Regions from separate parts of the Homo sapiens genome. Here regions 1, 2, 4 and 5 are each linked to region 3. Evidence: read pairs that join two places in POLR2A ChIA-PET (ENCODE). Cell type or tissue: HepG2. All regions are shown on one strand. Each heading gives the region's core, and the rest is flanking DNA. Links, peaks and the distances in the headings are about the cores only. Region 1 has its middle 9.2 kb from the start of LINC01832. Region 2 overlaps LOC101928273 (a long non-coding RNA gene). Region 3 holds the start of HNMT (histamine N-methyltransferase). Region 4 overlaps HNMT (histamine N-methyltransferase). Region 5 overlaps LOC107985948 (a long non-coding RNA gene).

Region 1 (6,380 bases), core at 679-5,678, 150 kb before region 3:
GTATAGGAAGGGAGAGCTTATTACAGGCTCAGAATGTTTCTGTGTGGAGGAGAGTTTTATTACACAGTTGGAATGTCTCTGGTCGGAGGGGAGGTTATCTTGGGGTTAGCATGTTTCTGGTTGGAGGGGAAGTTATCTCAGGGTTGGCATGATTCTGGTCAGAATGGGTTTATCTCAGGCTTGGAATGTTTCTGGTCAGAAGTGTCACTTGTGGTTTATGGTCATGCTGACAATAGCCATTAGGCTGATGTTTTCTGGGCTGGATTTAGGTGGTTTTTAATCAAGGGGAACTTAAAATGGCAGTGTTTGTCTAAGATGGGGATGCTTCTGCTCTGTCAGGAACTACTGAAAAAATGGTTCTTCCTGGTCTGGTAGGCTGAAGGATTGGTGGCTCCATGTTCCATCTGAGTCTGAAACTATCTAGGCAGTGGTGTTGCATCCATCTCCTTTGATGCTCTGAAACCAAGTCTTCCTTCATTAACTTTCCCTATGACTGAAATATTGTGCCCAATAAGAGCTAAGCCACAGTCCAGGAGTAGCTATTAACATTGTGCCACTGTTAAGGTACACCTAGGCCTTGAGGAAGTGTTCCCAGCAGTTCATACATTATCCCACCCTGGGCCAGAAAGTGTGTGCTATAAGCACTCTTTCTATCTCTTTCTTTATGTCCTTCTCCACAGTAAGTAAACTACTTTTAACATCCTCAATATTAAATGTTTTATATTCTTATAAATTATGTAAAATTATTGAGATAATCAGAATTTACTACAAATTACTGAAATGAACCCAGAGAAATTCTACATTGTTCTTTTTATTCTGTCATCTAATAGACAAGGGATCAAACCAGCACATGCCACATCTGTTGGCTCCTTAGACATTACCAGGGAATATTTTTAATATAAATATTCTCAAGCCTTGCATCAGAGCTACTAAATCCTGCGTGCTGGGACTTAGGCCTTGGAATCGCCTTTTTTTGTTTTGTTTTGTTTTATTCTTTAAATCTTCCCAGAAGATTTTAATGCAATTGACATGGATAAGATTTTCCAGAACAGTGCTTTGGGTCTTCCCACAATTATTGTGAACATAATGCTTAGAAAATATTCCAAAGCAGTTGTCACTAAAGAACTGAAGATTCTAAGAAAATTGTAGCCCAGATGTCATATTTGGCAGACTTGTCATTCACTGCAAAGATGATATCTGCCCATTTGAGATAAAGAGCTGACTTCAGGGGCCTCTTTATGGGTCACTCTGAAATGATCACCTATAGCTCTATCTCCTTTACTTTTGATTATCAAATGATCAGTTTTGCTGCCTGGTTAGAGAATGTAGTGTTGTTTGTTAGTTTATTTTCATCATCAGTAAATTTCTGATCCCTGCCAAAGTTTACTGAAACTGCCAACCATACATTCTTCAAAATAATTCACATCAATAACATGAATTTGAAAGCCCTCTCATTCCTTTCTTGGCAGCTACAAACTGCTGACTCACAGACCTTTCCCTGTTGAGTGTGTTTAACTTCATATCGCAGTTTAATAGTTTCATTCCAAAACAAAGACTGGAATTGGAAAGTTCAGGGAGAGAGTGCAGTAGGTGAAATGAAAGTTTCAATATATGTTACCATATATAGGAATATTAAATTACCTCTAAATAATACACAAGCTGTGACATGAAGCTGAAATGAATCTGTGACAGAATGTTTCATCCAGACGCAACTTCTCATCTTCTCTTGGAGAAAGGATAGAAAAACAAGCTGACTTTGTGAAATGTTTTCCAATTAAGGCATTTCCATTTCAAATTCAAACTTGTCACCTGAGTTTCTGGATAATCCAGTGAAAAGCGAGTTCATCCTCCAATCATTTCAGACAAAATCAAGACTTTTTATTAATGAAGCACAATGTCATTAAACTAGTTGCCTTTCCAGAATGAAGTTCAATATCTTATAATTATGCCCTTGGTTTCTCAGGCATCCAAATTATCATGTTAAAGAAGAGGGAGAGTTGATTTCTGGTGGCTATACAGTAAACTTCCTTCAATCCACACTCTTGGGCAAGATTATAAACTAAGCCAGCAAAGTAAGGTAAAGTCACATGCATTGTGATTTTGTAAGGTGGTGAACAACTCTTCCTAATTTTTTGACAAAAATATAAAATTTTCCTGGATCTATTTGGGAGTCACATTGCTGAAAACTCAGTAACTATTAAAGCCATGCAAAAATACTGTGTGCTTCTATGTAAAATGGAGTAGATTATTGAGTCAGATAATTGTAAACAGATTTTTTTACCTACATGATGTACACTGAGCACTCAACATCATGAATGAAGTTAGAATGTTTTACTATGTGAAAATGTAATATGCACTGTGACTTTACCACTCTCCTTGGTCCCCATCACTAAATGCCAATAGTGACTCCTCATCATTGTGACAATAAAAAACCCTCTCCCTGTAAATTTCCAAAGGCATCCAAAAGGATAGTACCATATCCCTTAATCAGTTGATCACTGATGAAACTGTTGAGGAAACAGACACAGTGGTCTTGATATCCTTCCCCACCTACTTAAGGACAGCAACCCATGAAAAGCCTACAAAATACAGATGTCATCATGTAAACTGATGTCTGTATTTTGAGATAATTCTCAATCTTTTCAGGCAGAGTGGTGAAATAAAGGAGCTGTGGATTTAGAATGAGAAGATTTAAGCTCCAATCCGAGTCCTGCCTGGAATCTGGCTGCTATGTGACCTTGGCCAAGTCACTTTCCCACTCTGGGTCTCATTATCCTTATCAGTAAAATGGAGATAAAAGTAATAATAACTGTCCTGTCTGCTTCACAGAATTGCTAAGAAAATGATAATCAGTATGAGATTGGATTTTGTCAACTAGTGGGTTGTTATAACTAAGTGGTAGTTCTTGTTGCTCAGAGATGCCATGAGGAGATAGGAAGGTAGATTGTATGGCCTCTAGGGTTGCATATAAGCCTAGGACTCACTGGTGTTTTAATCAGATAGATAGTGTGACTAAGTGTGAGTTCACTATGTCCATTATGGGCTCACACTGTGTCCAGTACCAGTTAATCTAGGTTGGATTCACTCCTACGTGCTGAGCACATTTTTTTCTGTTGTCCCTGGACACAGCTTCCAGGACATGCTCTTCTCTCTTTTATTCTATCTCCTCCTTACCACACTGGCACCATCCCTTTGTAAAAATCATTTTCCCACTTGCTTATTCCCTCTGCTTCATGAACCCACTCTTCCCTCACAATGGCCATTCTCTCTGAAATTCAGTTTCGGCTGAATACTAAGAACATAAAACAGTAGCTCCTAACCTTTACCACATACTGGAATCACCTGTGTAATTACTCAGACCATACCAGTTTATATGGCAATAATGTCCTCACGAGTTCTACCAATTTTTTGACTCTCTAGCAACATTTAGAAAGGCCAGGGTAGACACTAGAGTTAAGAAATTAGCTCAAACAGGCAAAAAACAATCAGTAACAAAGTAGCCAGGAACCTGACATTTCATGTAAGATCTGGATGTCCAAACAAGAGCAGGAAAACCACAATGAGGTCAATACAGTTTGGAGATAAAAGCTGGAATTTGGTACAGAAGTTCAGGGTCCATAGGTGAGTACAGATTAAACAGAATGACCAGTCTGGGTGCATATGCAATTAGTATACTAGACACTTCTCCTTGGTTGATGCTTTTCTTATACTCTTAGACTTGCCCAAGAACTTTCCTCTTTGCTGGGTAAGGGCAGAGCTCTGGTGCTTGCTTGAACAATCACAATACGCAATCCATATATTCCCTAGGCAAAATCTGCCGTGTAGAAATCTAAGGTGGAATTCATCAGAATTCACAAATGCTCCCCTGAAAGATGATCTGAGTTTTCTCAAGTGGGCCTTTGTGAAAGACAAGGCTGGAGCTAGGGGTTAGCCCCAGACCCTGAGATTAGGACCACAGGACAACCAGACATTATTGAGAAGAGCTCAGGAGGCAGAACAAACCCAGGCCTCCTCACGGGTCATGGTAATTGAGAGAATCAAAGTAATGGTGATTCTCAAACTCAGATAGGTAATTGGTTCATGGTTCTGTGTGATGGAGGGGTTGATTCAATTTAAGTAGATCATAACCAGTATCTGGGAGAACTGAAAAAGGGTCCAACTCCTGGGAAAAAGGACAGAGGAAACCAACCAAGTGCATTACAGTTATTAGCAACATTCTCTTTTTAAGAGAAGTCAACAGGGAAACTAAGCTCAAGTGCAATCATTCAGGCTGAGCATTGGCAGCTGCGGTTAGAGAAACCCTGGGCTCTGCGACTTGCTTCCTCTTGGACCACTCGTTCCAGACTTGTTGTATCTGGAGCTACCAATATACTCTCCACATTGGTCCAAACTGGATCAAAAATTGGGTCGGCTGAGCCCACAAGTTAATGGCATGAGTTATTATTGGGCCTGAACTGTGTGTTTTCAGGAAATGATAAACTCTCAATGGGCCTTTGGTATATTTGGGCTCAAAGGCACCTGTCACAGCTACCCCACATGGAAGGCTGCTGTGCTCCAAAGCCAGAGGCCATTTTTATAATATTTTGTGGAATATGTTACCTCCCTGTCCACAAAGCCTTGGCCAGAAGTGTGTTCCATGTTTTTGAACCTTGGCCACTTTACCACTACTCACCTGGAGTTTACAATCAGCTCCTTGACGTGAGAGAAATCACTCCTGACTCAAGGCTTTGATTCTTCCTCCAGGACCTTAATGAGAGTCTGAGCTTACAGGTGGCCCTGAGCTGGCCCAGGCAGACCACAGGGGAAAGCAATGCTGCGATCTTCAAGATGCATTCCCTAATTCATGCATGCTTTCTCCATGGTCAATGAGGTGCTCATTTGTCTTTCTGACATTTTCCGTGTTTTGTTATGAGTAGATAGCAGAAATTTGAATTTCCACTGATGACACAGTAAGGCTTTGGTATAATCCTCATTGACCTGAGATTCAGAAGGCCCAGATTTTAGCAGGCTCTGCCACCATGTAAATTTAGGTATGTATTAAACATCTCTGAGCATTAATTTCTTCTTCAGTAAAATGAGAAAGTGATACCTAATTTTTTTGTCCTTGAGTTGCAATAAAAATCAAATAAAACTCTAAATACAAGCTATAAGAAGGAATATAGATAAAAACTATTTATCCATTTACTCATTCATTCTCTCAGAGTTAATGAGCCTCTATTTATGTAGCAGGGAGAGCTAGTCACTGGAGATATTAGGCAAGTGTATTATGCAGGTATAAATGAAATAATCATTCTAACAAATGTAAGTTACAATTCTGACAAAGGCAATAAAAGAAAGGTATGTGGTTCATATGATAAGGGGAATCCAACCTCCTGATGGTGTTCTTTAACTGAGCTGTGGAGGATGGAAAGAATTTAACCAGGTAAGAGGATAGAGAAGAGAATTTTAGTAACTAGAAACAGCAAAAGTCAGGAGAGGGCATGACAGATAAAAAGCACCACCAGTAAGCCAGTGAGGGTGCAATAGAGAGAAGGACAAGGTGCTGGAAAATGAGGTTTGGGAGGCAGGTCAGACCTGGATCACACATCGCTACTTTGGTCATGGTGAGGACATTCTGCTTTAACGTAAAGCAATGAGATTTTGAGGGAGATGGGAGAGTGATGAAGGGAAGTGATGTGCATCTTGAGACCATCACTTTGATAGATATTTGACTGCATATCTTTTTATATTCCTTAACTTTATCCTTCATGTATCTCACTTTAAATTTTCTGTTTACTCTGATGGTTATTGTCTTTGGAAGCAGGCATATTTGGACATAAATTCGAGTTCTACCATTCACCAATTGTATACTTATTCTTCTCTGATTCTCCATTTTCTAAACTATACAATGGTGATGGTAATTCTTATCTCAAATTTTCTTAGGAATATATGCGATGGTATCTATGTAATTTCTGGCACACAATGTCAACAAATGCTAGTTTTTATTATTATCCCCTCTAATAATTTACTCCTCTTGTAATCACATTTTTCTGGATAGGATCCATTTTAGCTTTTTAAATTTTTTAATAAGAAGGTGGAATCATTGATCTACTATCCATAAAAGATGTTATTTCATTTATTTCCCATAGAGGGGATGGGAAATAAATGAAAGCCATTACCTTTGCTCCCCAGCACCTCTAAATGTAATGCCCATGCATTACATTACTTTGTCTAGCAATAGTTTACCTGAAGTAAGGAATTAATATCATTACCCTTTTAGAATTTTGCTATATTGAATAGTATAAAATGATTCCAGATTCCAAGAAAAGGGTAAGGCATGAGTTAATTTAGGTTGTATTGACACCACTATCAACCATTAACTGGAGGGCGTTTACCTTTCT
Region 2 (6,380 bases), core at 539-5,538, 53 kb after region 3:
TAGGTTGGGGGATTCTAAGTGCAGTCACTTTGTTGCCAGGTCCACTTTCTTTCCAGAACCTCTGAATCAAATGTCAGCCTGTTTTCATTGTTCCCTTTCTGATTAGCTGTAGCTGGATATACTGAAGGAATGAAAGTTTTCTGAGCTGACTGCACTGATAAACCTAGAAGGAGACCATGGTGATAATTGCTTTATAATTTTCAAAAGTCAGCATTAACTGCTGAGTAGCAGAGTGGATTACATTTGCGTTTTCAGTGGAAATGATCACTGTGATGTCCTTACTGCCTCCTAACTCATGAAAGGAACAACTGGCTGGTCCCTGGAACTCCCTGTGTGACTGGTGATTGCCCACGGACTTCTAAAACAGTCTTTACTCTGAAGATGTGAATGTTGCCCATGGCCTTCAGCTGATGGATGATATCTGGGCCTGAGATGGCAATATCAGGTATTTCTGAAGATATCCTAGGGAAATGTGGGGATTGCCATGGTGCCTCTGAGCTTACCTCTAGAACAGATACTTTGATAAGCGCTTTTGTTTCTTTCTCTGAATTCTAAATCAGCCCTAGAATTCTGGAGGATAATTCTGAAACAAGCCCTACCCAGTCAATTTTCCTGAAGTTTCATGAGGATTCTGAAGAGCGGTGACAGGTGTTGGACTAAAACCAGGGAGGAAGGCCAAGGTGAGGAGAGCACTCAAAGGCAGTGGGTGGACAGAGGTCATCCAGAGGCTTGCAGAAAATAGGACCAAAGCCATGGCCCCAGACAGGAGTGGCAATCCTAAGTGCAGTTTTAGTTGCGCTTTCGAGATAATGGAAGTACAAAATCAGTCACTTAACCTCTTTTAACATCAGTTTATTCATCTGCAAAACATTGACATGCTACCTCACAGCATTCTTCACATGTAATAAGAAACGGCATGTTAAAATACTAAACAAAGCTTAAGAAGTGATGCAAAGATACTATTAGGGTAGAATGCAGATTATAATTCTATCACTTATCTCTTTCTTATTTTCTTATTTTCTGAGAAGCTCTTATGAACATTGAGTTAATTATTTCTTTTCCCTCCTTATTTATGAGCATACATGTCTTATTCAAGGTTTAAAATATCACTTGGAAATTAACAAGGGGTTTCACAAATATAGTCATATTCCTTATTTGTTCACAATATTTTGTCCCAAAATGTTGCTTTTTAAAAAATAAAAGAACTACTTATAAAATTGTGATACAGTCAAGGCAGACTATAAACAAATGCTCACCAGCCAACAGAAGAAATCTATCCTGCAATATGGAACACTTTCCCAGTGTACCATGATAGTTCCTTAAAGCTGTTATGAATTATTCCATAAACTTGTATTTAAAGACTTTTAAACATGCAGATTATTGGCCTGAGAAACCATTTCGTCTCAAAAGGAGCATTTGCAGGCTGTCGTGCAAATCTGCATTTGAGCAACTTTCATATTATGATCTTAGTGAATTCTTGACCAGATGGACTTGAACAGCTGCTACCCATGCTTGGGAAGTCCCTTTGCTTGAGAAGACAAAATAGCTCATTTGTTTGCAATTCTTTCCTGAAAGTACACAAGGGCAATTTTCTACATTGTGAATTACTTCTATCAGAACAACATTTTCCCTGAAAGACCACAGCTCATTATACTATTTAGAAACAAACAAAAATACATACAAACATTTTTTGGGGAGTTTTATAATTTGTGCCCAGAAGGGACAAGTTTCTTTTCAGATTAAGTTTTAAAAAATGTTCCTTTATTGCTGTTATGTTCAAGCTGACATGGAGGTTATAACTGAGAGAACCCCCCTCTGAAATAATAATGCCTTACATTTGTATAATACTTTATACTTTTCAAAGTGCTTTCAGGCACATTATTTCATTTGATCTTCAAAACAGCTCAGTGAGGCAGGTAAAGTGGGTGTTTTTATTCATTACATTATAGATAAGGAAATAGGTTCAGACTGCAAATATTATCTGAGTATCTACTAATTCCATCGTATTGTTCTAGGTGTCATAGAGGATAAAATAACATGTATTCCTAAAAGAAGAATCTTGGTTTTAGATAAGACATAACAACACAAAGCTAAATAATACATAAATGTACAATATGGTTCAAAAGATGACAAAAGACAATATATGGTCATAGTATTAGAAGCACGAGCAAACTGTATTCTGGCAGATTAAGGGAGACTTCTTAAAGCAGGTGCCACCCGAATATATATGCCTGGAAGGAGGTTTGGAATTTGTGGAATATTTACTCTTTGGCATCATAATCACCTTCTCATATAACCTTAGAATAGAAGAGCTTTTGGCATTCATCTAGTTTGTTCTGATACTAGATGTTGGCACTCCCTATAGCACCCTAGGCAAAAATGTTGGAATAGCTATGAGTCTTAAAAATTCTATCTTATGAAACCCCGTCTCTACTAAAAATACAAAAAAAAAAAAAACACAAAAATTAGCCAGGAGTGGTGGCGGGCACCTGTAGTCCCAGCTACTTGTGAGGCTGAGACAGGAGAATGGTGTGAACCTGGGAGGCGGAGGTTTCAGTGGGCCGAGATCGCACCACTGCACTCCAGCCTGGGTGACAGAGCGAGACTCCGTCTCAAAAAAAAAAAAAAAAAAAAAAAAAAAAAAATTCTATCTTATATGCAGCTGCAATCTCCAGTTCTATAATTCTACCCTCTTGACTAGAGTAAAACAAGACTAATTTATTTTCTCTTTCTGTGGAAAGCCTTTAATATGTCTGTAGTCAGCATGATAGCTTGATCTGCCTTTAGTCTTTTCTTCTTTCCATTTAATCTTAAAGCTTCTGGAGATACAGTCATTATTTTACTGCTGGGCCCGTATTTTATTTGTCCAAATTATCTGTAACTTTGGCCATCCCAAACTGTTACACTATTGTAGATATGCAGATTTGAATAAGACTCTAAAAACTATCATTATCTTTCCAATTCACTGCCAGCATGTCCACTAATACTGCTAGTTGTGAACAATTCTCACATATAAGAGTAACTAACTTTTGTGTAAAAGCGGCATAATTAATGTGCCTGGAATGAGTCATGGATGTCTTCCTAAAGAACAAAGGCCACCTTCCTGAAGAACAAAGACCACCTTCATTGTGATGGCTTTTTTCTTTTTCTTTTGTATTTTTCTTAAGCCATTAATGATCTATGCATGTCTGCACAGATGATACTTGCTTAAGGAACTAACACCAAATCTCTAATACAATAACAATTTTTGGTATTTTGTTTCTCATTTTTATTACTGGGAAAGTAAAAATTAACAGCTCGTGTAAATTAATAATCCAATACTGACCTCTGGTGTGTAATGAAGAAATTGCTTTCTGGATGAACTTAGCGGATGCTTGCGAAAAGTTTTATGTTTTAATATAAGAATGTCTTTCTCCAAGCAAAGAAGTTTCCTAGGCTATAATTAAAAATGTGGAAAGTGGGAAAAGTAAATCTAAGTAACTGAATGTAGAGAATGTCTCTGTGGTAGTTTTTAGTAGTGGGTAAGTAAAAAGGAAAAGTGAGAACAACTGACACTAGAACTGCCCCATTCAAAAATGTTTTTTTTTTTTTAATTCGGCCAGCTTTTAAGAAACTAAACACAGTGAGTTGCGAATGAATGATCTACCCTCCCTCACTTGACTATATTTGAATTGGACTTAAAAAAAATGCTGTTTTGAATTTCTCTAAGTCACCTCCTCAGATGGTAGATGTGTTTTCATTGCCTGCCACTCCCCAAAGTGTCTCTCCATTTATTTCAGACACAAGGTCCCAAAGTCACAATTTTCTAGTCTTATTTGCTCTTCTTTGCTGTCCTGTAATTTTCTAAAGCCAGACCATATGCCTGCTTTATAATTCAAAGGCATAATATTTGTTAGGCTGGTTCTTGATTCAGGTTTCTCATTCTCCTCCCTATTTTCAGTATGTGCCCTTCCCTCCCACTCTATGCTCAAGTCAAATTATCTATCTAGCATTTCCCCCAGTGGTACCTTCTGAGCAGAGGTACTGCAGAGTGCACAGATATGGCTGAAATGAGTCAGTCACTTTGCAGACAGAGGTGTAAGCCATGTAGGTTTAGGCCTCTACTGCCACCAGAGACCCTATTGCTGGGCTACTCCCTCCTGTAGTAGTGCTCATAGAACCTTAGAAATTCACCTGTTGAGGGAGTATCACTGGGCCAGTCGTCAATGAACCCAGATGCCAATTTAATCCTGGCACTGCCCCTGACTTGTTATGGGACTTTCTGCAATTCAGTTCAACTCCTAGGCTATGAGACTTCTATTTTATAATCTGTAACAAAGGGTGATTAGATTAGATGATTTCTAACATCCTTTGTAGTATTCCAATTCTACAGCTCTATACATGTGGATTCAGGAGGCTAGCTCAAACCCTGGGTTCTTCACTTCTTGCAATGCTCTCTCAATTCCCTTCTTCTCCCAACCTCTAGCTTGTCCAGATGTTACTGTACTTGTATACTTCCTGTGTATACTAAACCATTATATGGACTACACTCTACTGTATCTATTTGTCTATCTTTTTTCCTTCATTGAACTAAGATATGGTAGGCTGTTACTAGCTATCTATGGAGTGAATGAGAAAAGAATGCATATCTTGTCTTTATCCTGCAGGTCTGTCTCTGCCACATATTTCTGAGGAGCTCCTGGGACTGCAAAACTCTGGAGTCAGCATTGACCTTTTATCCTGGTTCTATAAACCAGATCACATGCAAGAATATTGCCTCTTAAAAATTCTCAAAAGTGATGAATAGCTATAGTCCATGCTAAAGGAAAATGGAGCACACCAGGTTGTCAGTGAGAGCTGAACCACTCTGAGTAATGGAGTGAGAAGTTTTATTAGGTTGGTGCAAAAGTAATTTGTGGCTTTTGACATCAATTTTAATGGCAAAAACTGCAGTTACTTTTGCACCAACCTATAGTTCCCAGAGTCAGGTAGACTAGGAAGAGGCAGGCAGAAAACAGAGACTGGGAGGTGGAGAAGAGTTAGTGAAATGATTTGAGTTTGGAGACAATGGGGTGAAGGCCCAGAGAAAGTTCCACACTCTTGGGGTGGCCACAGGAAAATTTTAAAACTCAGAATTTAATTTGACTAAATTTGTTTGCCATTTCAACTCTCAATTTCTAATTTTCAATAAACTTTTCTATCCTCACAAGTGCTTTACATGGGTAGGTTTTTGTGGAAAACAGTAAAAGTGATGAACATTCTATCTGAGTCAATGGTTCTTGGTGTTCAGGACACTTTAGAATCACTTGGGGAACTTTTGAAATCTGGATGCTGATGTCAGATTCCTGAGTGATTACAACAGAATCTCTGCAGGTGGGACCTAGGAATCAGTATATCTTAAAAGATCCCAGGTGAATCCAATATGCAGCTTGCTTTGGAATGAGTTATTGTGAAACAATAGACTACAGTGATCAACGTGAACTCATCTGAGAGACTCCTCGGCAATCATGTCTGCTTTGTTCTTTAATCAGTTCTATTTCACATTATTGGAAACAACTATTTTAATTTTATAAGCCTCCACTTTTCTCAAAACTTCCTCCTCCAATTCCATGTATACTCTCAATTAATGACTTCCCTTCTACCTTTCAGATATAATTGGAGCTCAACATGAAAAAATTCTTTATTTCCTGTCACCAAATCTGTAAATGTGTTTTTTCTGAATTACTTTTCACTAGTGCCTTTCTATCAATATTTGACCATCCAAAGTCATCCATCTCTAGAAAGTAACAATACAGAAATATAGGGTGTATATTTGTTGGAAATAAAATAATACTAACAAAGACCTCTCTGAACCAACCTAGAAAAGAGAACACAGTTTATTACTACATGAACATAGTCAGATTTCTATGCACGTAGGTACTACAAAAGTGACTAAAAAGTCTAGACAGACTTTCACATAATTCATTTAGCAAAGCAGAAGAAAGAATAACTTCTCATCTCCTCAAGAGACAAAGGGCTACATCCTAAGATAGTCCTCTAGTGAAAACTCCCAAGTAAGTTTTGGAGGCATTTGCTTACAATTCCAAGTGTCAGAAAGTCCCCATTATTCCATTGCAAAATCAAAAAGGCAAACCTGTTATTTGGACCCATTAAGATTTCAAGGAAATACTCTAAGGAAGGGGGATGGAGAGATAGTGAGCTCCAACCTCAAACAAGTCACCATTTTACCCTTACGGTATGCTTTGGTTGGTATATGCATGTGTATTTCTTAGCTTTGTGAAGTCAGAGAACCTAGAACACCTGGCCTCTAGACCTTTGTATCCAAACACTATTTCTCCATGAAAGAAACCCATGCTCTTTGGGGAAATGGTAAATTTTTAGAATAGGGAAAAATGGTCAAT
Region 3 (6,380 bases), core at 604-5,603:
AAGGATCTGAATCTCAATTGAAATAGCCCAGGGAGTACCCATAAAATGGGTAAAAAGGAACCATTTCACAGCTCAGTATTTTAAAATTTCAGAATACTAGACGTAAGAAGATTCTAAAAAGTTCAAAATAGGGAAAACAAAACACATAGCAATGTAAAAGTTATTCCACATGCCAAGGATGAGAATTTTGAGTAGCATTTGATTTATTTTTTTCTCTTGTTTGAGACAGGTTCTCACTCTGTCATCCAGGCTGAGAGCAGTGTCTCAGCCATATCTCACTGAAGCCTCGATCTCTCGGACTTAAGTGATCTTCCCACTTCAGCGTCTGGAGTAGCATGTGCATGCCGCCTTGTTCAGCTAACTTTTTCACTTTTTTGTAGAGATGGGATCTTGCTATGTTGCCCAGGCTGGTCTCAAACTCCTAGGCTCAAGTAATCCTCCCGCCTCAGCCTCCCGAAGTGCTAGGATTACAGGCGTGAACCAACACATCTGGCCAGTATTTTATTTGTTAACAGCAATTCTGGTATCTAAAAGACAGTGGAAAAGTACCTTTAGATCTATTATACAAAACCATTTTCAGTATAGAGTTCTATATCCAGTCAAACGATTAACATAGAACCAAGGGATTTTTAAACATACAAAGTCTCAAAAAGTTTACCTCTCGTTCACTCTTAAAGTTCTTAAAGAATTGTTCAGGAAACAAAGGACCGAGGAAACAAAGAAAAGAAAGGCATGAGATATAGAATCAGGGAATCAAATAATGGAGAAAGAAAATGATTCTCAGAAAGTGAAATAAATTCCCTCCTTAATAGTTGTATAGCAGGCCAAAGCAGATCTTCCTAAACTGAAAAAAAGAACAGAGGGCTTCAGAAAAGTTGTTCCCTTGGGGTAAAATAAACAGATTCCTTGATATGTTTGCATATATTGAGAGGAGATTAATATATCTGCTTGGGGATCAAAATAGTAATAGGTACATGGAGAACTAAGAAAAGAAACCAAAATCAAGGCAATAGTCAACTCTAGGGAGAACAAAAAGTTGTACGTAAAAGGAAATATAAGCATAGTCGAATATATTGCTCAATTATTAAGAATATGTACATAGGCAAAATAACATAAACACTCAAATTATTTAACCAAAATTTTGACTACATATAGTGACATGATAGGGTGGGAAATATGCATGCTTACTTAGCTATTTTAATACAGCGAAATGAAGAAATAGAACAATAACATGTTATTTTGAATTATGAAAGAAAATTCCATAAATAACTAAAAGATTTCAAAGTGCTGAAAGTGGTTGCTTCCGGAGAGTGGGAATCAAGAATGGAGTGGGTGGGGTTTGTTATAGTCCCCACACACTTTAGAACCATTTGATGTTTTAAAATATGGCATGTCTTGCTTTAATAAAAATTTAATAGGCTCGCTCCACACTCAATTAGCACAGTGAGCCACAAACTCAACAAACCCTGCCCTAACATACACAAAGAGTATCCTAATCACATTTTGGTACTTCATAACTTATAGACAACTCTAAGTAACAATTTTAAAAGTCCTTCAGCTAAATCTTATTTCAAACATTACCTTCAGGAAAAAAATAAATGACACTGAATCTGATCATTCCTAACTATATACTACTGTTATAAGACAAACAGTGTGCCCTTAAAAATTCTTCAGTCTTTCACAGATTTTATAATATTTCCAGTTAGATTTAAACTTTGAAGATAAGGAAGGGGTCATTCATCATCGATTATGTTATCTCCATCCACGGTACCTCTTCAAACCAAACTGTGTATGGCTGAAGAAAACCAAGGATCTGGTAAGCTACAGACATGAGCAAATACTTTTAGTACTGAAAAAGAATTGAGAAATTAACTCATTACCTTTAACTTTAGAAATGAGCAAAGAAACCCAAAGAGGTTAACTATAATTAGTTCCTAGGTAAGAAGTTCTCTATATTTGCTATTTGCTTTGATGTTTGCATCCTTATCCTATTACATATTAATTTTTAATATATAATATCCTATTTTTTGAAAGCTAACATTTAAAATCTGAATCATGTTAAATAGAAAAGGAAATAAAATTTTATGTACATCTAATAATGCCTGCTCTGGTCAGACATAGGTACTGCCCTGGTGAAAGAATTTCAGGCCTGCAATAGAGAAATTCAGCAAAAGATAAAATACCACTTTCCTTTGCTGTTTGCAAATTGGATCCATAGTCATTTCTTCCCAGTTTTCCATTATTATTTCCTGAAGTAGAATGAGTTACAGCAAATCACCCCCAGATAGGTGATTTGATTATCTTTAGCATGTGGAATCTGTTACTCTCATAATGCTTATCAGCTCTGGCACAAATTGAACACATTAATCACCCAAAAAAAAGAACTCTGCAAGAAGGATAGGAACCAGTGAGTTTCACTGATAATGGGAAAATGGTTCTTTTTTTAAGGAACACATTGCTAATATTAAGCTGAAAGAAAAAGACAATTTTGAGGAAGAGAGTGATAACTATAACAATGGATAAGGAAAATTAATTTAAATGGATATTATGAGAACTGAGGCACTCAATCCTCAGGGCAAATCGTACTTTGGCAATTATTTATATTTGATTCTAATGAAAAGCATACCAGACTCCCTTTGGGACTTTTTTGGGATGTAAAATTTGGAGGAGGGCTGAAAAATCTGAGTTCGAAGATTAGCATCTTATCTTTTCCCAAATGAACATGGATTTGTGCCTTCAAATGGTTAACGCTTATCTCTATGCAGCTGGAAATACAACACAAATGGGAGCCTTTGAGTGTTCAAAGCAAACGTGGAACCAAAGCACTGCAGGAGAAAGGCAGGGCAGGGCAGCGAGGAGGGGACGACGGGGAGCTGCTATCAGTAATTCGCCCTTATCCCTGTGCCCAGCCTGCGAGGCTGAGCGAGACCCATCTATCACTGACGCACAGCCAGTCTGAGGCTTGTCCCTTTGACAACAACGTCCCTTTTGTTACCTTCCTATTATGCCTGGCAGCTTCTTGTCCATGAATTCCTGCATGCACTGGTGTTCCGTGGAATGGTTGAGAAACCTCCGGAAAGATTCAACATATTTCCCGTGGTCAGAAAACAAGCTCCTCATGGAAGATGCCATATTTGGTTTTCTGAGAAAGACAGAGCAGGAAGCAAGGTTTAAGTTCCCCTCCTTCTCTTCCCAGTTCCCTCTTTCTTTCCCCACCCCCACCAGTTTCTATCCAAAAAAAAAAAAAAAAATGCTAAGCTTGTTTTGAATTTAACATGCCACAAAGGCTGGCTTGTAGAGCTCATTACTGAGTCAATATTTGAACGGGACTTTGCACTGATACTTTAACCCCTATACGGTTGTTTTGTAAGAAATAGAAGTATTAAGCAAGGCTGTAAATCCACTGCTAAAACTTTTCAAATTCCTGAGGTTGAAAGGTCATAAAAACAAACTGTATTCAAATCACTTCCTGTTTTGTCAGCAAAGCCACAAGTAAGTTCCAAGTGGGAAAGTGACTGTTCGAAGTGGCAAACACCAGGATAAAGAGGACAGCTACACAGCACTCTCAGAAATCTACAGCAGTGAAATCTTTAACGGAAGACTGTCATCTGCCTCTGTGCTTTCTACGGGATTGTTTTGGGCCTTTACATTCCTCAGCACTTGAATTTTCAACTTATCTGCTGCATTTCTTCAAATGCTGATTTGTTGTAACTCAGAAATTATCTTAAAAGGAAGTCACGAAGGAGGAGCCCAAGAACTCGTAGCTAGAAGGTGTCAGAAGCTGCATTTAGGGGAATGAGAGTGGTAAGAGAAGTCTTGGAGCAAGAATGCAGGACACCAGGGTAAAAGTGCAGTCCATAGAATCCTTCCCTAAGCGCGCTGAACACGACGAGGTCATAGATACTTCGCTTGGCTGGATGAGCCTTTGGAAACCCAGTGGTGTCCCCACCAGAAGAGCCAAAGCTTCAGAGTACCCACACACAGTCTTTTTCCTGGGAAGAGGTCTTTAAGAAGGTCATCCTTTATCTAATATTGGGTTGTTAATAATAGCATCCAACTCATGGAGGAGTGCTGAGGATCAAATGAGTTAACTCATATAAGTCTCTTAGAAATATGTCTGCTTAAACCGTCCCTTCTTCTAATTGAGTTCCCAAGCTGCCCTCTAAGCATTCAAAACACTTCCCAACTCTCTTTTTTTTTTTGAGACAGAGTATCGCTCTGTCGCCCAGCCTGGAGTGCAATGGTGCGATCTCCACTCACTGCAACCTCCGCTTCCTGGACTCAAGTGATTCTCCTGTCTTAGCCTCCCGAATAACTGGGATTACAGGCACCCGCCACCACGCCTGGCTAATTTTTGTACTTTTAGTAGAGACAGGGTTTCACCATGTTGGCCAGGCTGATCTCGAACTCCTGATCTCAAGTGATCCACCCGCCTCGGCCTCCCAAAGTGCTGGGATTACAGGCGTGAGCCACCATTCCCAGCCCCCAACTCCCTTTTATAAGTATGTTTTGTTCTCACTATTCTTAGAGCCAGTGCTTTTACCCCGGGGGAAAGTGTAATATCTGGACAGGCAGATTGCCATGGATGACTCTGCCCTTAATGAACTGTCTGACTTTGGCTGAAACATAAGCTGCAGTTTGCTCATCAGTAAAATGGGAATGAATTTTATCTTATAGGGTTGTACTGAGAATAATATAACTAATGTTTAAAAAGTGCAAGCCAGTCCCTCTGCAAAAAAAATATATATATATAAAATGACAAAAACAGTCGTCACTTTATTCACGGACATTGAAATTTGAGTTTCATATCATTTTCACATGTCATGAAATATTATCCTTCTTTGAATTTACTTTAACCATATAAAAACATAAAAGTTATTGGTAGCTCATGGGCTGCACAAATCAGGTTGGTAGGGTTGGGTTTGGCCACAGGCCTTATTTGGCCAAGCCCTGATTTAGCTCCTGTGCCCTTCACTCATCCTTAGATAAGGTCTTTGCTGGTTCTTTACTCACATCTCTATCCAACCAGCCTTCCCTTTCCTCAGATGGGCTCTGACAAACTTTTGCTTCTATTACCATCTTCCATTTTTCTCTTTAGAGCTCAACCCAAATCATTCATTCATTCATGTGTAACATCTATCTGTTTTTGTTTCACTTTAACCAAAACCAAAAATGGCCAATAATGTATTCATCTATTGAATAAAAGTTTAGTAAGAGTCTCTGTTTGCTATTCTGCTGAGGAATACTCCTGACATGACTTTCTCTTGGAAAGCTGCTGTTAAGGCCTCCCTTAACTGAAACTTGGTCTTCTGAGACCATCACCTCCCTTGCCTGCTGTCAAATATTCTCCAACAGAGCCAGTTCTTCATGTGGATCCCAGTGAGGACTTCCTTTCCGTCTCCACTGTTTCCACCTTACTTGAGATTCTCTTTATTTTTCACTTATTGTGCTTTTTTTTAAAAAAAAATTAAGTTCAAGAGTACATGCACAGATTTGTTACATAGGTAAACATGTTTTATTGGGGCTTGTTTTACAGATTATGTCACCACCCAGGTATTAAGCCTAGTACCCATTAGTTATTTTTCCTGATTCTCTCCCTCTTCCCACACTCCACCTTCAATAGGCCCCAGTGTGTGTTGTTCCCATCTAATGTTTCCATATTTTCTCATTATTTAGCTCCCACTTATAAGTGATAATATGCAGTATTTGGTTTTCTGTTCCTGCATTAGTTTGCTAAGGATAATGGCCTCCAGTTCCATCCTTGTCCCCACAAAAGACATGATCCCATATTTTTTATGGCTGCATAGTATTCCATGATATACATATGTCACATTTTCTTTGTCCAGACTATCACTGATGAGCATTTAGGTTGATTACATGTCTTTGTTATTGCATATAGTGCTGCAATAAACATTTACATGCATGTGTCTTTATAACAGAACAATTTATATTCCTTTGGGTATGTACCCAGTAATGGGATTGCTGGGTTGAATGGGATTTCTGTCTTTTGGTCTTTGAGGAATCGCCACACTGTCTTCCACAATGGTTGAACTAATTTACACTCTGACCAACAGGGTATAAGTGTTTCCTTTTCTCCACAACCTTGCCAGCACCTGTTATTTTTTTACTTTTTCATAATAGCCACTGTGACTGGTGTGAGATGGTATCTCATTGTAGTTTTTATTTGCATTTCTCTAATGATCAGTGATGTTGAGCTTTTTTTTATATGATTGTTGGCTGCATGTATGTCTTCTTTTGAAAAGTGTCTATTCATGTCCTCTGTCCACTTTTTCATGTCTTTTTTTTATTCTTGTAAATTTGTTTAAGTTCCTTATAGATAATGGATACTAGATCTTTGTCAGGTGCATAGTTTGCAAAAA
Region 4 (6,380 bases), core at 543-5,542, 53 kb before region 3:
TGTAAGAATGAGGTACACATTATATAATTTAATATATAATTTAAACCTCAGTTTCCTTCTTTGTGAAATTGGAATAGAAATTGTAACTAACTCACTCATAAGCTTGTTATGAGGATTAGGTTGTATAATGCCTATAAACACTTAACATGAGCACAACACGTAATAAGCCCTCAAGAAATGTTAACTATTATTAAAATGGGGTCTTTTAAATCCCTTATGGTCTGTTTTATTTAGCAAAGAATCTTCCTCCATGATTAACTCTTTTTCAAGCTGGAAACTATGAATTAGAATGGCCAAAGAAAACAGAGGGAAGCAGCCAAGCTGAAGAGCCAGTTTTTGCTCCACCATTCCTAGGACACACAGATGGGAAACTCATAAGTTGCCAACCTTGCCCAAACATATCCATCCCATGAGGCTTCTACTGGAGCAGTAAGCCCTGGCTAATTTCCTTGCCTGGGTAACTTATACAATGAAGAATAAGTCCAAACTCCTCTCCCAATCAGTCCTGGAGAAATAAAAGTAATTATAAACAAACCACAAGGAGGGTAATGCACCTTCCATTAAAGGCTATTGTGGGGTAGATGAAGTCTGTTGGGAAATGTGTGGCATGAGGCAGCAATATCTTGATAAATAAGCTAAGGCTGCAATGTGCTCCTGCTGATAATAAGCAGCATGGAGCAACTGCCTCTTCTACAAAACCCTGGGATTTATGTCCAGTCTGCCTGCATTGAAAACCAGAGAATTAACTCATGAAACCCATATATCAACACATGCAGAAAAAGGAATCACAGTATAGAAATGAAATTAGCATGAAATTAGTTAGCTGTAGAACATAAATAAAGGTACTGACACTTTTCTGCATCTTCTATAGCAAATGTCTTTGGAGAACTCACCAAGGTTGGACTATACCTCATGGCCCCTGTGATTTATTTCAACATTTTCTATCCTAAGCAGGTTGTTTGCAAAGTCCTTCAAGTATCATTAAGACAAGCCAGGAAACACAGATAATTCTTCAAGAGAAGAATATGATCATGGAAAGGCACTGCTTATACAGAGTATCCCCATGTGTCAGTGCAGCCTCCAGAACGGCGTCTTGCTGTATTTATTAATCCATTGCCACAGAGATTACTACAATCTGACTCAGAGCCCTAATTAATTTTTGGCACATTTAGAAATTGTGACTGTCGTTACCCAGGGAGCCCTTAAATCAACCCCCCTTTTACTGCAGTTGCCTTTTTATGGTGTATATCACACTGAGAAATGGATTACATGATCCTTAGCTTTAACTATCCTGCATTAGTTGATCATGTACTATGGATGTGTATTGCACAGTTTATGAATCATAGGGGAGCTAGGGTATGAATGACAGATAATTTAAACATGAAATTGGTGATGTCTGGGACCTGGTAGGAGGTGAGGCAGAGAAATACAGGCAAAAGTTAAGGCAATGGGATGGAAAAATCAGATATTTATGACAAGCTTAAAATGAACTTGTTACTGAAGTGTAGTATTTAGAAAGAGTACTATCTCATTATTCAAGGAGGTGATTTTTTCATAGTACTCTGATCCTCTGATTGCTTCTTCTTCCCTTTTATAATCAGGTCCCCTTCAATGTACAAGTGGATATTTGGGGGCAAAGGTGATTTAGTTCTATGAAGTCATACTCCGCATCTAAGATGAATGAAGATCACATATTTAACTTGCCCAATATGCAGACATACAGTGTGAGTCGGCCGGGCAGGTATAGGGTTTGGCTAACTTCCTGTTATCAACTTGCTTTGGGAGCTGGGTTAAATTATTCAGTGTATTAGTATCTCAGTTTCCTCACCTATGAAATAGGATAATAATAAATAATCTTTCTAATTCATGAGGTAACAACCAAATAAGATCTTCTATTTTGCTCTACCTAAGACATTTGGGAGGCAAGAAGCAGACACCCACAAGGATACCTGGAGTAAAATGGTATTTGTTCAGGTTAGACACAGATGGGAATAGAAACTGCAAGAACCCTTCCTTGAGACAGCCAAAGCTCATCTCCCATTCAAAGGCCATGTGGTCTTAGACTCCTGGCATCTCTCATTCTCTCTGCAAGTTGGTTCCATGCCTCACCTTCAAACCATGGCATCCCAGTGAGGTCCTCCCACATGTGGCCCACAGTGGCAACTCTAGACTTGAATCTATCTTAGGACCTTTCAGCTCAGCTACTATAGAAAGCCACCTCGCCTTCTTATTGTCCTTTAGATATGTAAAGCTTATTTCCACATCAGGGCCTTTGTATTTGTACTTCTTCAAATGCTTTTCTCCCAACTCTATGCATGGTTTGCTCCTTCACTGCATTTCAATCTCTGTTCAAATCTTGTTCTTTCAAAGAGAGCTTCCCTGATCACTCCACTTAATATTTCCCCATCTGGTACTCTTTTCCCCTTATTTACTTTTATTTTCTTAATACCACCTATCATTCTCTGGCATATATTTATTTTTTGCCTATTTCACCCACTAGAAATCAGGTCACTGAGGTCTGGAACTTCGTTGTTGTTGTTGTTGTTATTGTTTTGCTGTGATATGTCCTTTGCTTAGAAAACTCCCTCACACCAAAGAGGTACTCAATAAATATTGATTAATTGTACATATCACGAATAAGTGAATGAATGTCTCATTGCCCCAGATTTGTAATTTCACATTTTTAAGAGAATTTTTGATGGATGCATTTCATAATTTTCAGAAAGACTGTTTCATCAATTTCTGCCTATAGGTTTCTATCCATGTGCCAGCTGGATAGTCTCATCAGGCAGGATTGAGATGGGGCCATTTCACATAGTACTGAGCACAGGCACTTAGAGCATGGATAGCTCAGGGAGGCAGATCCCTTAAGGTGGGGCTTGGATGGTGGAATCCTGATGGCACCTTGAGTCTCTTGGAGGACCAGCTTAGCTCTGAAAGACACAGAGGCCATCTTCCTGTGGCTAAGAATCACAAGGTCAGAAACTAGGTCGGCTCCTACAAGTACTAGCTCTCTGGCCTTAGTTGTAATTTTCCTTAAACTTTTTATTTACTCTGCATTTTGTATTGAGTTTCCATGAGTAACTAATAACAATGGTGGTTAATATTTTTGAGTATTCCTGATGAGTCTAATGCTTTATGTGCATATTTATGAAGCTTAACTCCTGGGCTTCTCGTAACCATCTTCTGAGGTAGATACTATGATTCACTTCATTGTGTAGATGAAGAAATATGAGAATAGAGAGAAAATAAGTTACCTAATGTCACTTGGTGAGTAATTAATACAACCGGAATTTGTACCCAGTAAGTCTGGCTCTACAGCTTTATTTAACAAGGTTATTTTAATCCACTCACTCCACTGTGGGACTTCGCAAGAAGCCCACATTTTTTTAGAAGTAACATTCTGATGAGGTGACATATAAATATGATTTCAATAATAAAGTATTATGTGCCAGCTATTCTCATTAAACAAACATTTAAAATACATTAAATATACATTTGGGTCTGTGCAGTTCCACAGACTTAAGATCTAGTATTCTCCTATGGCCCTTGCATCTCTTTTTATGGTTGTGCATTAGAAATTACTTAACTTTTATGGCCCAGAATGGCAGGGCCATAAAAAAGTCACCAATTTTTATAATAAGCAAATATCAAGCCCTAAAATGCTGTGCTCCACATCATGCTTTCTCTTTGGGTTTTGGCAATATGCCCCAACAATACATGCAAAAAAGTGTCTGAAAGAGTCCTAAATAAGTTAAGGTTTACACTGGCAACACATAACTTTATTGGGTTTCTTGAGCTCTGTTTATAATAATAATATGAACACACAAGGTATAAGATAAATGTTTGAGAAGGAAATAATTCATTGATCCCGCTTTACTTAGCATTTACCATATGCAAGGCACCATGTTAAACACTGAGAGATCCACAACAATACATAAAACAACATTCCAAATTCATGCTGAGCACTTTTTTCTGAAACACAAGAACAAATCTGAAAAGTTAGTATGTGACTGTCCCAAATTTTGGTATTATCATACAGTGCAGGAAGAAAACAGGGATAGGTTTATCCCTTGAATTTATACAACTTCCCATTGCTGACTAGTAGGTTTTCATGGGAATTTCTCTCTTTAAAAAGGCTTATGTGTTTCAATTGCACTAAAATTAAGCAGGTGAGAATTTATTTATCCTTGTATACTAAGGGTTTAATAAGGACGAGAAAAAGGCCATATTTACAAACACCAATCTATGGACTGCAATTCTTTTGTATCTTTCAATAGCATTGTTAGTTCTAATTTTGTTTGTTTTTGCACGTGTGCTTTATACAAAAGACTCTGTAAAGTCTTGATTTCCATACTTCTGGTGAAGCTCTTCAAGGTCTTCATGGCCCCATACCCATCAATCATGTGTGCCTCACAGATTTCCTTTGTCAGTAGTACATATCAGTATGATTAACGGTTCAGTGTTCATTTTCAGGAATCTGATTGGATAACTGTCGTTTCATTTGTTGAAACATATAATTCAAAAAGCATTGATGAAGTTGTCCAAAAAAGAGAGCAATGCAAGTCCATTTTACTTATTATGAACAACAAAGCTTGGTAGTTTATTAGTGTAAATAGGCTCTCTATGCCAGTGTATTCCCTGGGGATAAACTAGGTGATTGAGATGGGTCGTTTAACTTTTTAAAGTGATTATACGGCAACATTACATGGAAGCCCTATTGCATGAAAGAGTGAGTATCACACGGGGTTGAAGGCTTCCTCACTGGCAGAATGAGGGCTCATGAGCTGTTTAGTAAAACCTTACTTTTGTTTTGTTTGTGACAGGGAGTACTAATTATTTACATACTTAAAATATTTATTTATTAATTATTAAATGTACTGTTTATGTCAAAAATAACAGAGCGTTATTATTAAAAATAAGAAACATCAAATTTGTTTTCAAAACCCCCCTGAAATCCTACAGTCCAAAGATGACTCTTGGTCTTATAGGAGTTCTTGAGAGTGACATAAGAAACTATAAAGTATCAAAATGCATTGAAGGTTTTCTAGAACCTTGCATTTACCCAATTCCTAGAAATCTGGTAAAAGCTGCATTTTAAGCTAGAACAGGTTTAGTTTTGTGTTTCTTTGTTCTTCAATAAATTTTGTTTATACATCTGGCTATTATTTTGAGGGGAAACAGTTTGTTCTCACTGTTTATACTTATCTAAATTTCAAACATAGTAAAGATTTCATTTTTTAAAAAAAGCAAAACTATAATATTATTTTGATAAAATGTTAGTATTCTAAAACCTTGGTTTTAGAAGGTCTTTTAAAATGTATCAGAAGCCGAGACTTAAAAAAAAATCTGGCTGAATATAATAGAAAACTTCAGTATATCAAAAAGACAAACAAAAAGCTATTAATTCACAGATAAAATTACAAGAGAAAACACAATGGGAAGAAATGACAACATGTGATAAAGAATTAATTTTTAATATTCTAAAGGTGCTTACTCTTACAAATTAATAAAAATTAGATAGAAAGCACAATAGAAGAACGTACAAAGATAAATGTTTCTTCACAAAACGGCCAAATCAGTAACACAGGCTTTGTGTTCAAAGTATTGATTAGTGCATACTTCACTAATAAAGAATCTATAGTATGTATTTTATTAGTATTCTAGAAAATTTCAGACAATCAGCAAATGGAATGAATTTTATTATCAATATGCCATAGAAATTCAGTCATCTAATTTTTCTAGCTTATGTTATGTTGAGCCTGCTTGTGGTCTCTCTACCTGGAGGAGGGACAGGATAAGACCAGCAGTATCCCATATGATTCCAAATGGAAGTCCAATAATGTATTGGAATTTGCTACATCTCATATCCAAACAGTGCTTTATCTACATTAATGGATGAGTTTGTGATTTTAATATGGAAATAAATGAGTGATTCGAGTTGTTCAAAATATAATTTTTGAATATACTTTTGTGATTGATAGTTATGCCTCAATCACTATGAAACTCAGAGTATTATTAAAAAGAACCTTCCCCTCTTTCTTAGCACTAAATTCAGGCTCTTGTAGATCTTTCCCAAGCTCTGCTCTGAGATCAGGTGGTGCTGTGGCATTAAAGTTGCAGGTTTCAGTCAAAAAATCCCAAAGCAGGTCTCCATTTTCATTACCATCAATAAAGCAGTCAGATATATCCATGGTGGACAAAAGGTCATAGCACTCATACTTAAGCCCTAGGTTGTCCAGCATCTGAGTGAGGTCATCTGATGTGATATACTGGCAGAGGTCATCCTGGGGAAAGCGTGATCCGTACTTTTTCCACAGCTTGTCCCAGCCACTGCTTCCTGTGCAATAAAACACAAGTCATGCTTTCATTTATTCTTT
Region 5 (6,380 bases), core at 987-5,986, 68 kb before region 3:
ATTCCTCAGCTTGTGGCTGCAGAGCTCTAATCTCTGTCTTTGTCTTCCTGTGCCTTTCTTCTGTTTGTCTTCTCTTGTTTTGCCTGTTTTAGAGACACTGGTCGTTGGATTTAAGGCACACCCAGATAACCCAGGCTGATATCATCTTGAAATTCTTTACTTAATGACATCCTCAAAGATTCTTTTTCCAAATAAGGGCACATTCACAAGTTCTGGAGATTGAGACATGGACATATTTTTTTGAGAAGCACCATTTAGTCCACCACACCAGTATATTGTGAAACTACCATGAGCCAACTTTCACAAGATGATTTATTTCAGTTGCTTAGCTTTAAAAAAAAAAAATTTGCGCCGTTATTAAGCTGAAGAATAACTAACTCAAAATATTGCAGAGATTAAACAAGAATTGAGAGCTTTGGGTTTTGTTGTAATAAGAACCTTATATCTTGGTATAAACTTTGATAATTTATAGCCCCACTGTCCATAGTATCTTTAACTCAGGGGATCTTTGATACTCGCCTCACACCTTTGGTTTGTTGCCTCTTGATCTTGGGATTCTCAGGCCTGTCATGAACTTTGCTCCCTGATAAGTAGCTGGATGGGTGCTGGGATTTAGACAAAAGTACAGTCATTTTCAAATCTCACTTTAAATAAATACATCAAATCCATATTTTAATCTTTCCTTTGCCTTTAAAAATAAACCAATATAGATAGAACTTTCTGACACCCTTATAAGCTAGTTTGAGATCACTCAACTCATTTGCATGGATGACCTCTACTTGAACTCATTTCTCTGGAAATAAAAGTTTAGTGCACTACTAATTCAACTTAGAAAGTAATTGGAAGACTTCAGCAAATGAGGAAAATTCTCATTTTATAGGGACTGGGGACTTAATTCAAATGAAAAAACCTTCATTGATGACATGAGTTAATTGTGCAGTTAACATAAAATAACCCTACCTAGAATTATAAAGACTCTGAAAGTATCAATTTGCAGGTATCAATGATTAAAAGATTCTTTAACAGAATATCACATTTGTTGAATTTTCTGCGTATTGTATATTAAAGAAGACAGTCAGTGACCACTAGTAAGTCTAATACTTTATATAATTTCATTTGATGGAACCCTATTACAACCTCAAAATCTAGATATAGTGTTTCTTCAGTTTCCAAGACATCATACTCTCTCTTTTGCTGAATCCTTAACTTCTACCTCTAAACGTCAGAGATCTCACAGCTCAGCCGTAAACCGTCCTATCTAGTTACATACCTCCTTGGAAATTCCATCCATTCCTCTGGCTGTTAATACTATTCACATGCTACTAATGCCCAAATACTCTATCTCTCTAAGGTTGAGTCCTATATCAATCTACCTATTTGATGTTATTACTTGGATACCTCATAGTCATGTCAAAAGTAACCTGCTGAAAATTAATTCTTTTAGGTTGGGTTCCCTAAAAGCAGAGGCTCAGACAAGAATTCTCAAGTAACTTATGATATTGAAATTGATTTAGTGATAGTCAAGTGATTTATTTAATTAGTGCTCTCAGAAGGGGAGTGAGAAAAACAGGAGAGGGCTGGGCAAAAAATGTAAGTGAGTCTAGCTTCAACATGATCCCATACAGAAGCTCTGGAATGCAAATTGTGCACTCAGCTCGTCCCACCTTGAGGCAAGGAAGGAGACTGGCCTTTTGTTGCCACATGTCAGTTCCAGCTTCCTCAGGAGTGACAGATTGTAGGACCTAACTTCCCCAACACTGCAACTACTATCTTGCTGGGGAAAAGCTCCAGAGAAGGTAGCAGCTGTGAGCAACTAGCATCCAACACTCATAGCAGATGGGAAATGGGCAAATCTGCCAAGAGAGAAGGCAAGAACAGGGCACCAATAACATCCACTATAGCTTCTTAATTAATCCTACACTACGTGGTCAAAGTTCTACCTACCAATTCTCCCTGATATCCACCATCTTTCTGTTTCTTCTCCCAATAACCTAGTGATGCAGGATTTTTCTCAGTCACTTTGCCAGCCAGGGACCTCCACAGCCAGTGACATCCCCACCTGGGCCTTGCTCAGTCCTGGGCCTGCTACAGGAGGTGCCCCATTCACTTGGCCTGCTGGGTCACACCTGGCTTGCACACCAGCCTGGATCCTGCACTCGCCGCAGGTTCTGTGCTTAGCCTGTGGCTAGGCTGGGCCTGCCCCAGCCGACTTGTGTTACAGCTCATACCCATGTTTGGTGGTTCCCAAGTTCTTGTCCTGCATCTAAGAAGAATAAGGTTATGTGGACAATCAAAGTGTGAGGAGGGCAGAGAAGAATTCTATTGAGTGACAGAACAGCATTCAGTTCCTCACAAGCTGAGGAATGTATGGAGTGACTAGAAGCTGGAAGAGCAAGAAAAGGCTCTCCATTAGAGCCTTCAGAGGGAGCACTGACCTGCCAGCATCTGCAAGGGTGGTCTCCCTCCCAGTGTAGCTGGATCCAGAGCTTTTATGAGCTCAGAATGGGGAGTATGTGCTGATTGGTTTGTGAGTATGCAAAAAAAGCTTAAAACAAAGGCACCACTGAAAGGTGGGCACAACAGTATAGAAAACCAATTAGGGAAGGGTAGGTATATGTAAAATAGGTGAAGGGTGAGGATCAATCAGAAGAAAGCCACCAAATGGGAAAAGAGACTCTCAATCCAGAACGTGGATTTGACTCATAGCTTGGCTTCCAGGCTTTAAACTGTCTCGGCTTGAAGGTAGGGTTTCATGGGGGACCCGCCCCTGTCTGTCTTCTGGCACTATCTCTAGGCCAAGCTACTACCACGTCTTATTTCAACAAGTAAAATGCTTCCAACACATGCCTCTATGTCCACCTTACTCATCAGCAATACATTGACCTCAGAAAAGCCAGGATTATTATTTTTTAAACACAAATCTGGTGGCTCCAAATACTTTAATGTCTTCTTATTGCCTTTATAACTAATTTCAAAACCAAGGCCAAGATCTCAGAGCCACTGTGGCATTAGGCCCCTGACTCCAATGCACTCTCCAATGATCTCTCCCTCTGATATACTATGCATCTGATGCTTCTGGTACTTTGGTCCATTCCTATATCACTAGAAGCTTCTGCCTTGTGACCTTCACTCATGTTATTTCCACTAATGAGATGAGAATACTATTTCTTTTTTTGAGATAGAGTCTCACTCTGTCACCCAGACCGGAGTGCAGTGGTGCGATCTCAGCTCATTGCAACTCCTGCCTCCCAGGTTTAAGTGATTCTCCTGCCTCAGCCTCTCAAGTAGCTGGAATTACAAGTGCATGCCACCACGCCCAGCTGATTTTGGTGTTTTTAGTAGAGATAAGGTTTCACTATGTTGGCCAGGCTGGTCTCAAACTGCTGACCTCAGGTGATCCACCCACCTTGGCCTCCCAAAGCACTGAGATTGCAGGCATGAGCCACTGTGTTCAGCTGAGAATGTTTTTTCTAAGTCTCTGTTTAATTTTGTTTGTTTTCATCACTCAGGGCTCAGGTTCAAGGACAATTGCCTGAAAGAGACCTCTTCTGATCTCACCTTGTTCACAACGGTAATCACAATCCACAAGGTTATTTGTTCTCTGAAAAACCTAACTATTGAATGAGCTGGATTTGGTGTATGAAAGCAGAAAACAATTTTCTATTAACCTTGATCTCTTAACTCATTATCCTCCACACTGGGTAATCCTATTGCTTCTTCAGCTTCTCTCAGATATTAAAATTCCAATCCAGTGAAACATCCACACTTTTAATATCTTTGACTTATACTATTTAAAGCTTTTTATCTCCCCCAACTTGGATCTGCCTTGGGCTGGTAAAACGGCATTGAACAAGTAGGGCATGATCAACTTCTTTAGGATTCCCCTAAGCTTGTGTTCATCTCCTGGCTGCACCCAGCTGTCAATGCTGAGATTTAACTAAATAAAAAGTAGCTGTAAAATAATCTGTTATTAGGTGGGAGATGTAATAGGTATACCTGCTATTTTTGCAGGTAGATGACAATATATGAACAGTTCCATCCAGAAAGTCATGTGATTCTACTCAGTTTGCGATTCAGTTTGTGATTCTACTCAGATAATGAGTCAAGAGATAAAGGTTAATCAAAGAACTAATCAAAAGTAGTTCTTTCCCATCATTTAACTTTTTGTAAAAGAAGGTTTCATATTTACTTTTCTATTTGGGACCTACTGTAGGCAATTATAGCTTTCACAATATGATCCTTTAGAACTATGGTTAATAGCTTAATAGCCCTTTTGAGAATTTCTGGATTCTTGAAAATCGGAGCCCCACTAATGCGAAGGAAGTTTGCCAACAACTGTGAACACTGGAAGTGAGTGGGAAACTGAGTGTTGGTGCCCAAGTCCCAGACACAACCTCCCACTGAATGGGTCTGTTAGTGAGAGAGGGATGACCCTAGTGGGAACTGAAACAGCCTCAAAGCTGGAGGCCCTCCTCTCCCTCCCCTTCTGCACTATCCTAAGTTTCTGTCAGCACTCCACAACAAAACCTCACCACCTTACCCCAAGCTGTTAAGTGTAAGCTTGGTTGTACTTCATATCTTGAAGATTCTTATAGGCATCTTCAGATCTTCTGGGGTAATTAACTTCTGACTGCTAGAAATGACCAAAATCCCAACTTGTATGCCTGTTCATGGAGCTGTTTACCTTCAGATCTGTTTCTCAAATTTCCCCCTGCTCTGCTATGTATCACAAAGGGTGGGGAAGCAGTGGAGGGAGAAGGCTAGCTGACCCCTGCAGACTGTGTTTTCCAGGATCCTATGCCAAGAAAGGTACTAATGGAAGATTGGATGTGGGTGGGAAGGAGGGAGAAATTCCCTCTTCTGCATTTAGGGTGTGATTCCCAGGAGCCACTGTTTCTCCTCTGGGTCTCCAGAAAACCCTGTGATGAACTGCCCTGATTCCATTTTTCACCAGGTGACTGTCACCCCAGTGCTCCAGTAACAACACTCCCTTCTGGTCCCTTCAGACTTAGGGTAGGAGCTTCCTACCATCACTCATTTCTGGTTTGCCTCCCTCTGTACTGGATGCTTTCTCAGCATCCTCCCTGCATTCTATATAGCTGTGGAAACAATTCTCTGTGTTTGTTTTAACTCCTCAGAGTGGGTTCTGTACTTCTAGTGGGACCCTGGCTGATCGAGGCTGACTTTAGAAAAGGTGGGTGGGGTGGGGCAGGGCAGTGCAGAGATGAACAAAAACCTATGACTATGGTATACAGAAGAATGAGCATGCGGCTAAAAATGAACAGGTCATGAGAAATGATTCAGACTGAAAATAAGATGTTGTTATCTCCCAAAATGCTGCATTGCAGGAAGGAAGGGAATTATTCACCACCACCTTAATGCTAGCAAACCATCATACCCAAGGCCTTAACACATCAAAACCACAGGCTTTCTTTCATGCAAGAGTACATTACTGGGCTTCCCCTCTGAGAACTGCTTCACTCTCAGCAGGAAAGCAAAGGGGTCCTATCGCTCATGGAGTAGACAAGAAACCTTGTGATATTCAGGATGGGTGATGGGGATGCAAGCCTCAAAATGGTTACTTGAAAGAGGTATTCCTAACACATTCTATAACTATTAGTGAGTTCCTACCATGTGTTGTGTTGTTTTAGGTACTGGGGATAGAGCAGTAAGCAAATAAAAAAAATGTCCTGTCTTCAAAGAATGTATAATATTGCAGTGGAAGGATGGGAGAGACAAACAGACAATAAACAAAATAAATAAATAACATTTTTTTTAGTGGGGATATATGCAACAGAGAAAAATAATGCAGGGAAGTGGATAGTACGTGTTGAGAATAGGGGGTTGAAATTTTAAATACAAGGTCAGGGAAGGCCTCAGAGTGGCATTTAAGTAAAAATCCAATGGAGGTGAAGAAGAGAGTCATGGGTTTTCTGGGTAAAGGACATTCAGGAAAAGAGGTGGAAAAGATTTAGCATCATTTTGGGATAGGATGTGAGAAATAGAAAGGACTCCAGGAAGAATTCAAGGTTTCTGGCCAGAGTTTCTGGAAGAATGGCATTATTTGAAATGGGGCAAAGATGAGATAGAAGATATTTGCTTGGGGTTGGGGTCAGGAAGATCAGAAGCTTAATATTTAGACACATTAAACTTGGTAAGCCTATTAGACATTTAACAGGGGATGTGACATAGGTAGTTGCTTCTATGAATCTAGAATTCATAGACAGAGAGAGAGAGAGAGAGAGATTCTAGAGTTGTCAGCATATCAACAGTACTTAAGCAGTATGTAAAGCCCCAAGAGAATGAAAGTGAGCATAAACAGGAAAATAAAAATTCCAAAATGAAGTCCTTGGTACTCCACCATTAAGAGGTCAGGGAGA

Evidence for each region. Peaks named below come from ENCODE experiments on the same cell type or tissue, not always from the same donor. Only the 100,000 strongest peaks of a DNase experiment are listed, where the experiment ranks them.
Region 1: POLR2A ChIA-PET joins it to region 3 with 40 read pairs; 5 of 35 experiments call an interaction of 5 or more read pairs at or near these places.
Region 2: POLR2A ChIA-PET joins it to region 3 with 31 read pairs; 6 of 35 experiments call an interaction of 5 or more read pairs at or near these places.
Region 4: POLR2A ChIA-PET joins it to region 3 with 10 read pairs; 4 of 35 experiments call an interaction of 5 or more read pairs at or near these places.
Region 5: POLR2A ChIA-PET joins it to region 3 with 14 read pairs; 6 of 35 experiments call an interaction of 5 or more read pairs at or near these places.

What each region holds. Positions count from the first base shown.
Region 1 is chr2:138,107,854-138,114,233 of GRCh38, reverse strand. No RefSeq gene overlaps it. Among named protein-coding and RNA genes, the nearest start is that of LINC01832, 9.2 kb to the right of the region's middle. In HepG2, for the core only: no CTCF peak of the experiment used is centred there; a DNase peak (open chromatin) is centred at 3,563.
Region 2 is chr2:137,907,684-137,914,063 of GRCh38, reverse strand. The region is part of intron 2 of LOC101928273 (a long non-coding RNA gene); the gene reads left to right. Among named protein-coding and RNA genes, the nearest start is that of HNMT, 54 kb to the left of the region's middle. In HepG2, for the core only: a CTCF peak has its summit at 3,339 (motif pointing left); DNase peaks (open chromatin) are centred at 3,083 and 3,303.
Region 3 is chr2:137,961,244-137,967,623 of GRCh38, reverse strand. It overlaps HNMT (histamine N-methyltransferase), which reads right to left and starts at 3,151. Exons shown (of 6, transcript NM_006895.3): 1 at 2,996-3,151. The coding sequence starts at 3,132. In HepG2, for the core only: a CTCF peak has its summit at 3,118; DNase peaks (open chromatin) are centred at 1,314, 3,363 and 3,883; H3K4me3 peaks cover 3,203 bases.
Region 4 is chr2:138,013,735-138,020,114 of GRCh38, reverse strand. It overlaps HNMT (histamine N-methyltransferase), which reads right to left. Exons shown (of 6, transcript NM_006895.3): 6 at 3,751-6,340. The coding sequence ends at 5,985. The region is part of intron 2 of LOC107985948 (a long non-coding RNA gene); the gene reads left to right. Among named protein-coding and RNA genes, the nearest start is that of HNMT, 52 kb to the right of the region's middle. In HepG2, for the core only: no CTCF peak of the experiment used is centred there; no DNase peak of the experiment used is centred there.
Region 5 is chr2:138,029,626-138,036,005 of GRCh38, reverse strand. LOC107985948 (a long non-coding RNA gene) reads left to right here. Exons shown (of 3, transcript XR_001739719.2): 2 at 3,510-3,571. Among named protein-coding and RNA genes, the nearest start is that of HNMT, 68 kb to the right of the region's middle. In HepG2, for the core only: no CTCF peak of the experiment used is centred there; a DNase peak (open chromatin) is centred at 3,515; H3K27me3 peaks cover 397 bases.